2 separate regions of the Homo sapiens genome follow, and region 1 is linked to region 2. Evidence: chromatin loops called from intact Hi-C (ENCODE). Cell type or tissue: PC-9. All regions are shown on one strand. Each heading gives the region's core, and the rest is flanking DNA. Links, peaks and the distances in the headings are about the cores only.

Region 1 (2,915 bases), core at 205-2,704, 71 kb before region 2:
GTGGCACAGTGGCACTGTGCTCTCCCTCTCTTTTCCTGGACCTCTGCAATACTTCTTTGCCTGCTTCCTCCCTTTATTTGTATAGTGGAAAATCTGTTGTCCATTGCTGGAGTTCAAGCATGCCTGGGCATGTTTGTCAAACTGGCAGGGCAGGCCTTGCAGAGGCCTCGAGGGGCCCTTGACAATGGACTCAGACTGGGTGTGCTACTTAAACATATCCAGACAAGTCAGGCAAATGAGTAGGGAGTGGAGGAACAGGGTATGTGTGAGATGTGGAAAAGTGTCCCAACAAAAAAAAAAATCACTCTTGGGGAAGAGGGAGAACCTCAGCTGCATGACATGAGGACTGATTTATTTTCACCTTTCAAAATCATTCTTTTTTTTTTTTTTTCAGTCCTAGGAAATTGGGTCAGAATCTGCGTATCTAATGGGATCGTTACTGTTACACTTGTAAGATTTGGAATCCGTTCAAAAAACAAGCCAGAAACAAGCCTTTGTATACGTTAGGAAAAGATGCCCTGCATTAGAGCCCGGCCAAGGGAGAGATGGGGGCAGGTAACTGCAGTCCAAAACTGAGCAGCCACTCCTAGAAGCTCTGCTTGAAATTCATGCTGTTAAGACAAGCGACCAAAAGTATTTAACTCCTGCATTGACCTAGGCACCTCTCCTCCCAGCAGTTACCTGGGAAAGATACTCAGAATCAATGAGAAATGGGAAATCAAAGAACCTGCTATGGACTGAATTGTATCCCCTCCAAAATGCATATCTTGAAGCCCGAACCCCAGTGTGATGGTATTTGGAGAGGTGACCTTTGGGAGGTATTAAATAAAATTTACATGAGGCCATTGGTTTGGACTTGTTGCCAGTAAACTGAGTTTTTTCCCCACTTTGTATTGATGGCAAAGGAAGAATGTCCAGTTGGAAAAGGCAATCAGGTTTTATTCACTGGCCAAGAAGGAAGAAGGGGAGGCTCTCGCTCTAAACGCCCCTTCTCCCTGAACAGTAGAAGTTATGGGTACTTTAGGGACTGGGTATAGGGAGGGAGAGGGATGTTAGCATGTGCAGGGTGGGACTCCAGACACACAGGCTTAATTCAAAAACATACATCTTCATACAATGCATGTACAGAAAATGGAAGAGATTTTTCTTTTAGGGGAGGGATTTTAGCATTATAATGATATGTTAATGATCTGAAGGCAACTAGGGATCACTGTTGCAGTTTGCGCTGGTTAGCAGGTCTTATCTCCTTCTGGTATCTTGCCAGGGGTCAAAAAGCTCTGGCGCCATTCTGGCCTGTCTGGTTTCTTTAAGCAGCTGTGCCTATAAATAAAGCGACTAAAGGAAAGCATTTAAAAGAGGAACTTTCCCAGTTATTTCATCAGGGCTGCCCCAGTAACAGACAGCTTCTATGCCAGGCCCCAAAAGGCTAGACCAAAATGGAGTCACTCATGCCACATAATCAAACTAAAACTTTAAGGAAGCAGGGAAAACCCCAAACAGAGTGTTATCCCGAAAACAGAAGGTTCACAGCTACCAATCAGAAAGGCCCCAGTCAACCTGAGCTGGCAAGAAAAGGAAGTTCCCTCTACTTTAACCCTTACAAGGAAAGGTAACCTGATGAAGTAACCTGATGTTAACCATTCCTCTTTCTTAAAAATTCTTGTTTGGCTGGGCGCAGCGACTGATGCCTGTAATCCCAGCACTTTGGGAGGCCAAGGTTGGAGGATCACTTGACTGCAGGAATTTGAGACCAGCCTGAGCAACAGCACGAAACTCTGTCTTTATTATTTTTTGAAAAGTATATTTAAAATTTTTTTAAATCATTGTTTCCTTGTTCCCACCTTACAAAAATAAACTGCTCTGTCATGCCCAGCAGAGTGCCTTTTCTAAATTGTTAAATGAGATGCTCTCTTATTTGTGAATTGCTAATAAAAGCCAATCTGATCTTCAAACTAAATTTGTTGTAACTTTGTCTTTTGGCAGAGGTGATGAGGGTTTAGATGATGTCATGATAGTGGGGCCCTCATAATGGGATAAGTGCCCTTATGAGGGAACAGCAGAGAACTTGCTTCCTCCCCACCCCACCCCAGCCCCCATGTAAGGGTACAGGGAGAAGGTGGCTTTGCACTAGACAGGAAAAGAGCCCTCACCAGGGAACCAAATCAGCTGTCTCCTTGATGGCTTGGCTATCCCAGCCTCCAGAATTGTGAGAAACAAATTCCTATTGTCTAAGTCACCCAGCCTGTGGTATTTTGTTATGGCATCCCTAGCTGACTAAGCCAGAACCATACACCTAAAATCCCAATACAGAGATCTCTGGCTAATAGGCCAAAGTACACAATTTATACTCTAAAGGGGTTCTCTCCCTCCCCTTAAGCCCAAGCCCAGTTTTGGCATCTTCCTACACCAGTTAGCCTCTTGGGATAAGAGAAGAAAGTAAAAAATAGCTATATTGTGACCTGAAATCTGACCTGGCAAAGCCTGATAAAGGAGCTGGGAAGGGTGGGGTGGTGACCTAAGGAAGAGTGATTTAATGATTAAATCACCAACACTTTATTATAACATAGTTGATGGTGAGTTCTCAAAATGCAATTTTAGGGAGCCACTACACTAAGCAGGTGAAGAAAATATCAGAAAACCAAAAGTAATGTGGGATAAGTCAATACAGTATTCCAATACCAGAACCCAAAAGGAACAAAAATGTTAGCAAGAACTTAAATATTGACCTTGCTCTCTGGTCCATAAAATATAGAGGAGTAGCATTTTTTCTGGAACAAATCCATTTCTATAATTACTTAACTGACTAATCCAATACGGCTAAATTTACTAAACTCCAAGTTTACAACCAAGAGTTTTTCTTTCTTCTGAGGTATCTTAGAACATTTTAAAGTACTTTAAACTGTCATTTTATATAG
Region 2 (2,915 bases), core at 237-2,736:
CCTGAGATCCTTCCTTCATCCAAATCTTAGTTACCAGCATTCAGAGTCTAAGTTACACTTGATTATATTTTTCTTTCTTTCATTTCATTCTTCATATTATTCCCAGGTGATTATATTATTTACCTAAAAGCTAAATCTGGTTCAATGTTTTTTTCCATAGACACTGTCTAAGTATTTCTGAAGAAAACCAGGTGGAACATGAATCATATCCTACCATCTGGATGAATATAAACCAAATTAAGAGCTATATGAGGCTGCAAAAATATTTGAGGGCATGCTTGAATTTTGAGGAATTGATAAAATAACAGCCAGGCACGGTGGCTCACACCTGTAATCCCAGCTCTTTGGGAGGCTGAGGTGTGAGAATCACTTGAGCCCAGGAGTTTGAGACCAGCCTGGGCAACACAGGCCTCAACTCTACAAAAAAATTTAAAAATTAGCCAGACATGGTGAGACACTGCTGTAGTCCCAGCTACTTGGGAAACTGATGTGGGAGGATCACTTGAGCCCAGGAGATGAAGGTTGCAGTGAGCCATGATCATGTACTGCCCTCCAGCCCTGTCTTAAAACAAAACAAAAGCAAAAACAAAACAAAAACAACAGAGATCTCCTTCATTTACAAATCTCTGCCTTGCAGTCGTAATCCTTATTAGATAAAGCAAAATGACACCAAGCAGATGTGTTTTTAAAATACATCTTGCTGATGACTAATTACATTTCATAGATATGTATCTGCCTATTTACTTCTCTGGCTTCTCTCACACTGCATTACAAGAATATAGCAATACCAATTGTTTTCTCAGCAAGAATTCTAGGTCATTCTTTCTATTTCCCACATTCCAGTACTTTTGGTTTTATTAGACTGATTTGCTATCTTGATTGTGTTGCTACAGTAAGTGTAAAGTAGGTGATTAAAATACAGAAACACAGAATACTGGAGACAAAAGGGGCCTTACAGCCTATCGAGGCCAAGTGTAAATGTTGCCAGGTTTATTTCTATGTAACTACAGTGCCTTAAAAAAAATAACTGGCCTAGCAACATGTTGTATACATCAGCAGAGACATTTAAGAGGTAGCAACAGTTACCACGAATCCAAGTTTTCCTTTCCCTTATCTTGAATAACTAGAGACTTTTAACAGCATAAAAAAGCCCAAATACACACAAAGACGTATTATTCAACAAGTTAAAACCCTAGTTCACAAATTTACCATTCCCTGAGTTATAGAACCATTTTTCTGCCCTTTTATCTTTCCACTAGAAAGTGGTCCGGTTTCTTCAATCTGGCAGGTTACTATGTGCAGCCATTTTCATGGGCTGCTTCCTGTTCCCAAACAAGTTCCTCAGTCATGACTCAATCTAAGAAATATGATCCAGCCAATTTACTGGAACTCTCACCCATTATGCTTGTCTGTAAACTGCAGAGCATGATGCAAAGATAAAGCAAAACTGGAAAGTGAAGAAAGCAAGAATTTGGATTATTTTCTCAAGAGGCACATGCAGAGTTCGGTCAAAAAGATGTCAGAAAAAAAGTTAATTTCCAAAACAGCAGGTGATCCTACCTGCTACAAAAAGCACATGGTACTGAATTTTCCATGAGAGGTTCACATCTGAGTCCCCAAGGAGGTTTTGTTTTTTTTTTGTTTTTTTTTTGGTGGTTTGTGTTTGAGTAGGATACTGCTGCTAGGCTTCAAAGGACTTATGTAAGGGTTTCACTACTTTGCTGAGAGAATGGCTTGGTTTGACAAGCAAACATTAGGATAAATTTTTCTAATCTCTTCCCCATTTTTGAACAAGCCATGTATGTATTGAGTTCTAAATGCTGTCCTCCACAGAGAGGAACTTCTCACCTTTGGGATTAGGTCTTGTACTGCCCTTAGAATGATCCAACCCTCCCCACACCCGACCCGACCCCTGCCATATTACCAACAGAAACTTCAGGAACATTGGATCCAACTCCCTAACCTACTTTACCAAACCTCCATAGAAATTAACTGGGCATGGACTGACCAGGTGGCTCAGATCTCCACCTTGAGGTCAAACAGCTTTGCTGCCCATGCTGGTGTACCCTCATCCTCCAAGGAAGTCCCCCATGAGGGTGGGCACACACAATCCAGCACATTCACACCGTAAGGCTTCTACAGATACTTCTGCCACTTCTAAACTCCCCAAGTGATCCTTTACCCTCTCTTTTGATCCTGGATTTGTAAAGATAAATGTAAAGATAAAGTTCAATCCTTGGGGTCCTTTTCAGATTTTTTTTTTAAAAGAGATTAAGAGTCTTGCTCTGTTGCCCAGGCTGGAGTGCAGTGGCACCTTCCTAGCTCACTGCAGCTTCTAATTCCCAGGCTCAAGTGATCCTCCCACCTTGGCCTCCCAAGTAGCATGCATCACCATGCCTGGTTAATTTTTATTTTTTGTAGAGATGGTTCTTGCTATGTTACTCATGCTGGTCTCAAATTCTTGGCCCCAACTGATCCTCCTGCCTTGGTCTCCCAAAGTGCTGAGATTACAGGCATGAACCACTGTGCCTGGTCAATTTTCAGATGTAACTACCTACAAATAGCTAAAAGTAATAATAAGTCAGTATAGTCAGTCATCCAGGCTTGGGGGCTAAGTAAGTACTAAATGCCATTTACTGCTGCTAGCCGGAGACCTTGTGTGCTGGTGGTATGAATTTTAGATACATTTTATTAACAATATTATTATATGTATAAAACACTTAGCTTTAAAAAAAAAAAAAAAGATCCTTGCTGGGTGCGGTGGCTCACGCCTGTAATCCCAGCACTTTAGGAGGCTGAGGTAGGTGGATCACAGGATCAGGAGATTGAGACCATCCTGGCTAACACGGTGAAACCCCGTCTCTACTAAAAATACAAAAAAATTAGCCAGGCATGGTGGCGGGTGCCTGTAGTCC

Evidence for each region. Peaks named below come from ENCODE experiments on the same cell type or tissue, not always from the same donor. Only the 100,000 strongest peaks of a DNase experiment are listed, where the experiment ranks them.
Region 1: a loop joins it to region 2, with 5 times the contacts of the local background. A loop is called at or near these places in 5 of 110 quality-filtered maps.

The regions. Positions count from the first base shown.
Region 1 is chr2:177,170,224-177,173,138 of GRCh38, forward strand. No RefSeq gene overlaps it. Among named protein-coding and RNA genes, the nearest start is that of MIR4444-1, 41 kb to the right of the region's middle. RefSeq lists enhancers at 1-476, 55-224. In PC-9, for the core only: no CTCF peak of the experiment used is centred there; DNase peaks (open chromatin) are centred at 1,318 and 2,228; H3K27ac peaks cover 1,526 bases.
Region 2 is chr2:177,241,270-177,244,184 of GRCh38, forward strand. The region is part of intron 1 of NFE2L2 (NFE2 like bZIP transcription factor 2); the gene reads right to left. Among named protein-coding and RNA genes, the nearest start is that of MIR3128, 13 kb to the right of the region's middle. In PC-9, for the core only: no CTCF peak of the experiment used is centred there; DNase peaks (open chromatin) are centred at 942 and 1,382; H3K4me3 peaks cover 2,311 bases; H3K27ac peaks cover 2,500 bases.